2 separate regions of the Homo sapiens genome follow, and region 2 is linked to region 1. The links are chromatin contacts, found by Hi-C or POLR2A ChIA-PET in ENCODE. All regions are on one chromosome and are shown on one strand. Each heading gives the region's core, a stretch centred on a gene start or an enhancer-like site at or near the end of the contact. The rest is flanking DNA. Distances are from core to core; before and after follow the strand shown.

What was found. Hi-C counts contacts between places; a loop is a spot of excess contacts on that map. ChIA-PET counts read pairs that join two places held with the same protein, here RNA polymerase II (POLR2A). Pooled maps may share reads with other maps.
Region 2: a loop to region 1 is called in a pooled map, with 4 times the contacts of the local background. The contact joins two enhancer-like sites. A Hi-C loop is called at or near these places in 1 of 168 maps with a recorded cell type or tissue (GM12878), 3 of 37 single-sample maps with no recorded cell type and 8 of 50 pooled maps. POLR2A ChIA-PET finds 5 or more read pairs at or near these places in 7 of 52 experiments (AG04449, B cell, GM10248 and 4 more).

The regions. Positions count from the first base shown.
Region 1 is chr14:65,166,791-65,171,884 of GRCh38, forward strand. No RefSeq gene overlaps it. Among named protein-coding and RNA genes, the nearest start is that of LINC02324, 53 kb to the right of the region's middle. RefSeq lists enhancers at 2,457-2,556, 4,120-4,179, 4,200-4,369. Within about 2 kb of position 2,884, at least 4 of the 41 ENCODE cell types and tissues checked have a DNase peak (open chromatin) inside an H3K27ac peak, as active enhancers do; they include GM12878, where a contact is called at or near this core.
Region 2 is chr14:65,318,348-65,323,696 of GRCh38, forward strand. No RefSeq gene overlaps it. Among named protein-coding and RNA genes, the nearest start is that of MIR4708, 14 kb to the right of the region's middle. RefSeq lists enhancers at 630-849, 2,920-3,029, 3,250-3,339. Within about 2 kb of position 2,789, at least 6 of the 41 ENCODE cell types and tissues checked have a DNase peak (open chromatin) inside an H3K27ac peak, as active enhancers do; they include GM12878, where a contact is called at or near this core.

The sequences.
Region 1 (5,094 bases), core at 1,634-4,133:
TGTGAAGGATATAGGGTGTGGGAGCAGGAGTGGTGAGGACAGCCCTCAGGCAGCAGTGCAGGCCTGGCACTTGCTGAAGGAGAGTGGAAAGGAAAGAGAGTTGGGTAGGAAGAATCTAGACTACAGCATAGCTCCAAGAAAGCCACAGCCAGGCTTATGGGAAGCCCAAGAACAGAGGAGTTGCCACTGGACAGGACTGGCCTGGCTGTAGTACATCTGTTGTGCCCAGGGAGGGGGAGGCCTCAGTGTGAAGGCTGCAGGGAGCCCAAAGGATCCATAGTGTAAGGCTGTCATCCTGCTACTCCTGGTAGCAGGTTCTCTCAAAGGGAGATCAAAGTGAGGTAGGAGGTGAGACTTTACTTTGAAGGCAGGGTTCAGATACTGGACCAAATTGGGGACTAACTAAAACAAGTCCAGGGCAGAAGCACCACCCCATAAGACACGCCCATCACTGTGCCCTGTCAGTTTACCATTACCATGGCAACACCCAGAAGTTCCCACCCCTTTCTGTGGCAATGACTTGACAACCTAGAAGTTACCACCTCTTTTCTAGAAATTTCTGCATAAACCACCCCTTAATTTGCATACAATTCAGAGCAGGCATAAAAATGAGTGCAGAACTTCCTCTGAGCTGTTACTCTGGGCCCACTGCCTATAGGGTAGCCCTGTTCTGCAAGGAGCAGTACCTCTGCTGCTCCTGTGCACTGGGCGCTTTCATCAAAGGCTGTTCAACACCATTGGCTTGCCCTTGAATTTTCTCCTCGGCAAAGCCAAGAACCTTCCTGGGCTAAGCCCCAATTTGGAGGTTCATCTGTCCTGCATCAAAAGGTGCTTTCTTGTGACCACCACAATCAGCAGGAAGGTTTTCGTGATTTCATAAATATGTGGTTATTTTTACTTATTTTTATACAATAAGAGGGAGGAGATTGTGGGGGTTCAAAGTTAGTCCTGGCTTTGTGGCTCCATCACTGTGCTGGCTGTGACCTTAGGCAAGGAGCTAAATTTCCTTATCCCTTTTGTTTATTTACTCGTTTATTTTTGTTTGTTTATTCGTTTGTTTTTTTAAGAGTCTTGCTTTGTCACCCAGGCTGGAGTGCGGTGGTGTGATCTCGACTCACTGGAACTTCTGCCTCCCAGGTTCAAGTGATTCTTGTGCCTCAGCCTCCCGAGTAGCTGGGATTACAGGCACCCATCACCACTCTTGTCTGTTAATTGAAAACAGTGAAAGTATCTCTCCCATGGAATTACTTTGAGAGTTTTGATAGAAGGTATGCAAAGTGCTTAGCACAGTGCCAGGTACCTAGCAAGTATTTTTACTTTGGAATATATTATAAGATGAGATCTAGGCTAACTATCCACTGATGATTACTTTGATTTTAGAGGGTCTTGTTTTTTGAAATGATATTGTTAAGGTGAGTCTGGTCAGTAGGCAAACTGAAATGCATGTATGGACAATGACCCCCAGCTCAGCCTGAGTCCCCCAGCAGCACTCTCCCACCAACCCTGTGAGGTAGGTTTTATTATGTTTAGTTTACAGATGAGCAAACTGAGGCCCAGAAAGATCTTGGTGATTTTGTGGAGCAAGTCATTCAGGAATGACCAGAGTATTGCATTGCATCCCCTTAGTTAATGATGGGCAGGTGACCCAGTAAGAACCAAGGAGATGTGGTGAGACTGCCCAGGGTAGCTGCGAAGATGTTGAGCTCTTTTACTAATGGTCTTGGACCAGGGAGAATGTGAGGCTGGTGATGCTGAAGCTGTCTTACCTGCACAAAGGTAAGCCTCTCTGAGAATGTGGCAGAGGCAGAAATATTTGGCCTTGAATGAGTGAATCTAATAGCCATCCAAACCCTTTCTCCTATAACTGCTCTTTTTTATTTTTTAATTTATTTTTGTTTTATTTTATTTTTAAAAAATGTTTGTGGGTATATAGTAGGTGTATATATTTATGGGGTAGATAAGATGTTTTGATACAGGCATGCAATGTGAAGTGAGCACATCATGGAGCTCTAACTACACCTGAGGAGATTGCTAGTTGTTTCAAAATACCCCTCTTCTTCATCATGTGACTAACAGAACTCCTCAAGTTTTAGCTGGGCACATGGCTACCCAAGTACTACATTTCCCAGCCACCCTTACAGCTGGTTGTGATCATGTGGTTATGTTCTGACCAATAGCATATGGGCAGAAGAGAAGTGATGAATGCAACTTATGCATTGCATCCTTAAAAGAAAGCTTCTTGCCCTTCTCTTATACCTTCTCCCTTCTTGGCTAGGATATGACAACGGAGTGACTGGTCAGACTGCAAGGAAGAGGCAGAACCCTTTCACAATCTTGGGTACGGTTTGTTCTTTGACTGTTATATGAGGCAAAACCAAACCAAACAAAAAACACTGCTTCTACTGCAGGGACCAAAAAAGCTTAAAAACGTACTTTCCCAGCCTCCTCTGTGGCTAAAGTGGCCTCATGGCACTGATGTATTCAATCAACTGGAAGCAGAGGTCAGCTGGGAACTTTGGGGATTGATTTACTTTTCTGGATAAAAAAAAAAAAAATCGGAAGTTAGCTAGCCTCTTCTTTCTGCCTTGAATGTCTAGAGCTGGACCTGTCCTCCTGTGACCCTGAAGACAGTAGAGCTGAAATGAAGAAGGAGGCTGGGTTCTTGATGACATTACTGAGCTGCTGCATAGTAACGTCATCTATGCCTATTCTGGGCTGCTTGTTGAATGAGAAAAATAAACCTCTCTCTGGACTTCTTATGTGAGAAAAACAAACCACACTTTGTTGAAGCCTCTGTTAGCTGAGTTTCATGTTATTGCAGCCCAAATGCCCAAATATCAGTGAAACTTAGTGGTGTGTCAGACAGCCCAGATGTTGATGATGTCATCTGGCCTTCTGAATACAACTGTGCCTGAGACTAAACCCAAGCCCCTGGACTTTTCAGCTATTAGAGAAAGAGTAAGTTCTCTTTCTGCTTAAGCAGTTTAGGCTGGATTTTCTGTGGCCTGGATGGAAAGACCCCTGATACAACTATGAACCAATAGCAACTAGATACATTCTGTTTTCACCTCCTCTTAGTCTCTCCCCTGATTTTACGGTTAAAAAAAAAAAAAAAAAAAGTAAAATTAGAGCAAGGAAAGAAAGAAGAAAGGAATAAAGAAGGAAGGATAAGATAAGAAACAATAGAAGACTTGAACTAAATTAAAAGAGGTTAGAGGCCAGGCACGGTGGCTCATGTCTGTAATCCCAGCACTTTGGGAGGTCGAGGCAGGTGAATCACGAGGTCGGGAGATCGAGACCATCCTGGCTAACACGGTGAAACCCCGTCTCTACTAAAAAAAAAAAAACAACACACAAAGAAATTAGCCGGGCATGGTGGTGGGCGCCTGTAGTCCCAGCTGCTCGGGAGGCTGAGGCAGGAGAATGGCATGAACCTGGGAGGTGGAGCTTGCAATGGGCCGAGATCACACCACTGCACTCCAGCCTGGGCAACAGAGCGAGACTCTGTCTCAAAAAAAAAACAACAACAACAACAACAAAAAAAAAAACAAAAGGTTAGAAGCTTTTACAGTTCCTTTGTTTGGAAACCTGGGTCCTAGTGTCCCTTGCGCAGGATGCTCGTTTCTGACTTTTGTGGCCTGCCCTTGACACCATTCGAGCATATGGATTTCAGTGGGTAGTGTGACTCAGCTTCCCATTCCCAAAACTCCAGAGCCACATTGCTGGGTCCCTTCACTCTGCTTTACTCTCCTCCCAAGACAGACGTAGCATGGGCCACGTGAATTCATCCATGTCCTGAACTAATCTGGTTGTTCTACCAGGTTACTCTTAAGTTCATGGGCCATCACCCCCTTGTACTTACTGAGCTCCAGGGTTTTCATCTCTTCTGAGAATCGACCGTTTAGTCCAATCTTAGTACAGACCAGCATTAATAGGCAATTACCACAGGGAGATAATACAGAGGGAAAAATGGCTAAAAATATACAGTGAATCACAGAAAATTACATCTCTTAAAACCTACAGTGTATTCCTATTGCCATAGCAACCCTTGGCTAGTAAAGACAGAGATGATTTATCACAGGCTTTCCCCGGAGCTCGGTTCTGCCGGAAGCACCTCCAGCCTGTGGTGAGTTCCAGCGAGGAGGGCAATGCAGACATCATACAACCGGGTTTTCTCTCCTCCATCCCTTCCAGTGGCATTTCTGCGGCAAGAAGACTTGAGTTCCTTCTATATAACCCAGGTCATCTCCCGGCCCCTTTTCTGAGATGAAAGTGGCTGTCTCTAACCTCTGACAACGCGGCGTCCTGCCGACACGATGTGAATGCCAGCGGCAGCAGTGCGCTGACTTCCAGGAGGGGGCAGTGGGGCTGGGGGACATGAGGAGGCTGTAGGTGCCAGACCGTCTGAACAAATGAGGAGAGGAGAGGAGTTCTTTCTCCTCCTGTTCCTTTTCCTCCCTACTTCTCTCTCACCTTCCCACTTCCCTGACTCTCCTCTCTACCCTGCTACTTCCTCAGTAGGTCTACTGTGAAATGGACTGGACATACATCAGGACCGGGAGAAGAGAGAGGAAGTCATGTCCTCACTTAGGAAATGAGTCTGGTCTTTAGGAAGATTATAAAATGTATGTAAATAAACATCTTGTTATTTCGTTGGAACTCTAAAATTCACTGGCATAGATGCTGTGCTTTCTCATAATGTTAAAAATTAGATTCTTGAATGCTGTTTAAACATTCATAATTTGGAGAAATAGCCTGGACCAGAGTTTTGGAGAATCCACCTTCAAAAATAACCCTAGCTGGGGGGCAGTAACATGCACCTGTAGTCCCAGCTAGTCAGGAGGCTGAGGTGGGAGGATTGCTTGAACCCAAGAGTTTGAGGCTGCAGTGAGCCATGATCACCTCTGTAAATAGCCACTCTGCACTCCAGCCTGTGCTATGTAGTAAAAGATACCCTGTTTCAATAAAAAAAAAAAAAAAAAGAAGAAGAAGAAGAAGAAGCTGGAAGGAGCTCCCATTCAAATCTTGGACAATCTGAACTTTTAAAAAATAATAATAATAATCAACTGGGCACGGTGGCTCATGCCTGTAATC
Region 2 (5,349 bases), core at 1,539-4,038, 150 kb after region 1:
TTCAGCTATTTTGGGAGCAGGGATTATAGATGTGACCCACCTGGCTCAGCTCTGAGTAACTGCCTAAAATTCTTGACAATAGCAAAAAGAAAGGAGAATGAAAGTTAAAAAAAAAAAAAAATCTCTCAGTATAGTTCACTAACCTGCCAAATGCTTGATTGGCTTCTTTTTAGGCCCACAGCTCATTTTCTTCCAGAAAACATCCCAGGAGAACAGCAAGGATATGGGATCTGGGGAGTCGGAGGTCTTGGTTCTGGTCCCGGTTCTGCCATATATTAGCAGTGTGACCTTGGGCAAGTCATTCATCTGGCAAACATTTATTGAGGGCTTTATCCATGAGAATCATGGAAATGAAAGGTACAGTTTCTGCCTTCTGTGAGTGCACAGAAAATTGAGTAGAAAAAGATATTAGTAAGTAACTGTATCACAGTGTGATGAGCACTAAGACAGAGGTCCCATGAGAGAAGCCTAGAGGAGGGGTACCTAGCTCAGCCTGAAGGTGTGGTCAGGAAGTCTCCTAACCTCTCTGAGTTTCAGTTCCTCAGCTGTAAAATAGGGAGCTTTTATATATTTGTGAAGGGAACTGATAGAATGAAATGTACTTCATCTCCCAAATGAAGCCCCTTCAGTGACTCACACCTGTTTCTGTTTGTGAAAAGAAAGCTCATCACTGATCCCTACTATCCCTCCACTCAGGACTCTTTTTTTTTTTTTTTCTTGAGACAGGGTCTCACTCTGTCACCCAGGCTGGAGTGCAGCGGCATGATCTTGACTCACCACAACCTCCGCCTCCCAAGCTCAAGCAATTCTCGAGCCTCAGCCTCCCAAGTAGCTGGGATTACAGGCATGCGCCACCACTGCCTGGCTAATTTTTGTATTTTTAGTAGAGACCGGGTTTCACCATATTGGCCAGGTTTGTCTTGAACTCTTGACCTCAAATGATTCACCTCCTTTGGCCTTCCAAAGTGCTGGGATTACAGGTGTGAGCCACCGTGCCTGGCCACACTCAGGACTCTTTTGAGAAAAGGTTCTTGCCTCTCCCTGCTCCTACTTCAGTTTCCCCCCCACAGACCATGTACTTTCTTGGCTACCCATATGATCCATATGTATTAAATACTTTCCACGTAAATGTGCTAATGTGCTACACTGAGAGAGATGAGATTTACTGTACTGGGAGAGGAGGGAGCTGCTGGGCAAAAGGGATTAAAACTCAACTGGGGCAAAACAAAGAACAAGGAGGAGAGGTGAGATTCGACAGGAGGACCAGGAAAGCTGAAGGCAAATGAGACCAGCTCCTGGGAGAATCCTGACCTGTGCCCAGACAGGAACATAGGAAATACCTTGACAGATCCAGAAGTTCAGGACTGTTTGCCACTACATGAGGAAGAAGAAAAGCCAGCAGAACTGTTTCTTTTTAGTAGCCAGATTCGTTTAGCAAAAGCTCTGTCTTCTTAAGGGAACAAAATCAAAATGAAATTAAGAAGAGAACACAGACTTCTTGGATAATTAGGAAGATGATACCACTGCTTGCAAAGGCATATGCTTTCCTTCAAAGGCAAATCAAAAAGTGCATTTTTCATTCATTAATGCCTGCAGGCACTCATTCACTTAGTGCTGGGCACTGAATGGAATACAAAATTGTGCAAGACTCAGCTCTTGCCTTCAATTTTATCCTAGTAAGCTTTTCAATATAATTGTTTTAAATTTTTTTTTGTAGAGATGGGGATCTTGCTATATTGCCCAGGCTGGTCTCGGACTCTTGGGCTCAAATGATTCTCCTGCCTTGGCCTTCTGAAGTGCTGGTATTACAGGCATGAGCCACCATGCCTGGCCCTAGCAAACATTTATTGAGCATCTCTCTGTGTCAGACACTGGGCTCCATCCCAGGATTTAAAACTAAATAGCTGGGCGTGGTGGCTCATGCCTGTAATCCCAGCACTTTGGGAGGCCAAAGTGGGTGGATCACCTGAGGTCAGAAGTTTGAGACCAGCCTGGTCAACATGATGAAACCTTCTCTGTACTAAAAATACAAAAATTAGCTGGGCATGGAGGTGCATGCCTGTAATCCCAGCTACTCAGGAGGCTGAGGCAGGAGAATCACTTGAACCTAGGAGGTGGAGGTTGCAGTGAACTGAGATTGCCTGGGCAATAGAGTGAGACTCTGAAAGAAAGAGAGAGAGAGAAAGAGAAAGAAAGAGAGAAAGAAAGAAAGAAAAAGGAAGGAGAAAAAAATAGAGCACAATTTCTTACCTTAAGGAGAAAATCTGGTGGATTTGCTAATAAAATGTCTTCACACTTCTAATATTCTAAACATTGACTTGAACAGATATTATTCTTGCCTGTGATTCTGTCAGTTTTCTGGCCCTTGTTGGAAGAATAAATCCTCTGAATTTATTCTAGAGGCCTGGCAGTTCAGCTCTGAGCTCACAGTAGTTGTGACTGAGAGAAAAAATGGTCTGTTTCCCTATCTCTCCCCTACAGGTCTAAAAATGTACCTGGCTGGATCAGGAACATCCACTTTTTTCTCCAAATGAGAGGTTACACAAAGTGAGTCATTTTTCTAGCTTTTTAAAAAGCTTGATTCAACCTTCCAATTTCCCACCTTTCTCTTCCACCTGCCTTGTTTAATAATTAGGCTGTTTAATAAATGCATTTGATGAGGAGGAGCGGGAGGAGGATGGTGATTGTTAGGCCTTACAAGTCCCTGGGGAATGTAACAGCGTCCTCAGCCAGAGTCACTATGTTCTGGGTTGTCCCCTGAGCATCTTGCTGAGTGAAAAGGCCAGAGGCCCTTCCTGCTTTAGGGTGCAGGTTTGACTGACCTTGGGTCATTCTTTCCCTAAGTGCCCTGCCAAGAAACCAGGTTTGGTTCTTATCTCTTAACTTCCTTTTTGTTCTGCTCCTAGTTTAGCTTACATTTTTCTTACTTGGAGCTTTTACTAACAGCAGATGACCACTACTTTTCAAGTACCTGCTGGGCTTGGAAGGTAGAGAGCAAACTAGACTGGGTGAGGTGAGAAAAATCATCCAGGCCAGCTTGTGACAATGCAGAAGGGTCAGGAGGCCTCACTGGTGAAGCACATTTCAGTAGGCAGGCACGCAAGGCATGGACTTCAGGAAAGGAAGTGGTGGGAACCTACCCACAGATGAGAGAGAAACAGAGACAGCAGGACAGGGAGAGGTCGAGCTGGAGACAGACAGACACACATGTACGGGGGCCAGTGGGGAGGAGAGGAGAGAGACTATGTTCACAGTGACAGGCTACATAGCCTGGGGGTAAAAGGAGTCACAGAGATATGGGTTCATATTTCAGCTCCACCATTTACTAGCTCTATGTGACTTGCATATTACTAAGCAAGTCACTTAGCCTTCTCTAGCTTCTGTTTCCTCATCTATAAAATAGAGCTAATAATACCTATCTTGCACAGTCATTGTGAGAACTAGTGATAAAATATGCCAAGTCACTTGCACACAATAGGCCCTCAATTAATGGCAGCTGTAGTTATTTTTGGAGTACTTTTTATGTTCTAAGTACTAGCTAAGTTTGGGGGATATGGGTAGAAAGTGTGGTGTGACAAATAGGAATATCCAATGAATGGTCCTAAGAGCTCCTTTTGGGTTTGCCTGGCAATGGGCTACCTTACTGTTTCCCCAAGAGGAGAGGCTGGCTGTGCCCAACTTCAACTTCCTATGGTACCAGGAGATCTGAAGACACTAGCTGGGCATTTCATAGCACTTCCTTAAGCCTTGGGCCCCTATGCTCATGCTGATCAGTGTCTGAACCCTGAAATACTTTCCCACCACAGCAAAGTCCCTCTCAAGTTGACCTATGAAAAGGAAGAGGTACCAGGGGTCCCTCCTCAGATGATTGATGGTGCATCCAGCTGCACCCCAAAAAGCCCAACTGTCTACAGGATCCAGGGAGAGAAGAGGACCTGGATACCTGCACCTTTCTTGAGTTTTACCTGCCAACACCAATTAGCTTTTGTCTTAAATATATCTTATGGCTAGGTGCAGTGGCTCACACTTGTAATCCCAGTGCTTTGAGAGGCCAAGGCAGGAGGATTACTTGAGGCCAGGAGTTCAAGACCAACCTGGGAAATATAGCAAGACCCCACCTCTACAAAAAAAAAAAATTAAAAACTAGCTGGGTGTGGTGGTGTGTGCCTCTAGTCCCAGCTACCCAGAAAGCTGAGGTGGAAGGATCACTTGAGCCCAGGAGCTCAAGGCTGCAGTGAGCCATGATCAAGCCACTGCACTCCAGCCTGGGTGACAGAGCAAGACCCTCTGTCTTTTCAGTTATCAAATAAACTAATATTTCTTTGTAAGACCATATTGAAGGGTTTCCCTGACTGAGACATGTTCTGGAGAACTTCAGTACCACCACTATTTACTGATGGCTCACAATCAGAACATCATGATAAGGTTTGTGTGCAACTGGATCAATTAAGACCATCGATCTGAGTGCACTTTACAAACTCTAGGGTGCTGTACTAATGTTAGCCAACAAAACGTCTTATGTCGGCCGGGTGTAGTGGCTCACACCTGTAATCCCAGCACTTTGGGGACCGAGGCGGGATGATCACGAGGTCAGGAGTTCGAGACCAGCCTGACCAACATGGCGAAACCCCGTCTCTACTAAAAATACAAAATTAGCCGGGCGCGGTGGTGCATGCCTGTAATCCCAGCTACTCCGGAGGCTGAGGCAGGAGACTCGCTTGATCCCGGAAGGCGGAGGTTGCAGTGAGCCGAGATCACGCCACTGTACTCCAGCCTGGGCAATAGAGCCAGACTGCGTCTCAAAAAAAAAAAAAAAATGTCTAATGTAGTATGAAGACTACATTTATATAGAAGTAGGTTGAATGGTTCTCGCAGTGTTTTTGCTCAATACCTAGGGAGATATTTTGTACTCTGGAGTAGGGGAACAGTAAACGCTGAGGCTGATATCGTAGGTTGCTGTGTCTGCTGTCAAGTGTCCACCATGGAAGGAGCCTTTATAAAGCCTCAGTGTCCTTTTGCCTCTGAGTGCCTCTGGCCTCTAGCAACCTGTCTCCCAAACCACTCAGGTGATTAATCTGAGGTTTCCTAACCACGTGGATTTCAACAAACCACCAGATCCTACCTGCGATGGGAGCAAAAATTCCTCCCAGTTTCTCCCTAGGCATCCGGGGTCTGAGTGCAGCTCTCCCTGCCACATAAGGAGGGTTGACTTGGTGGAGAATATGGGAACAAGTATAGCATCTTCTTTGTTCCTTAAAACACCCTCAACTTAACATTTTACTTCTGTCTGCTTCAGCTGACAGCTTGAGAAAAACCAAATTGGTGGTTGGCTGGTTGGGTTTTTTTTCA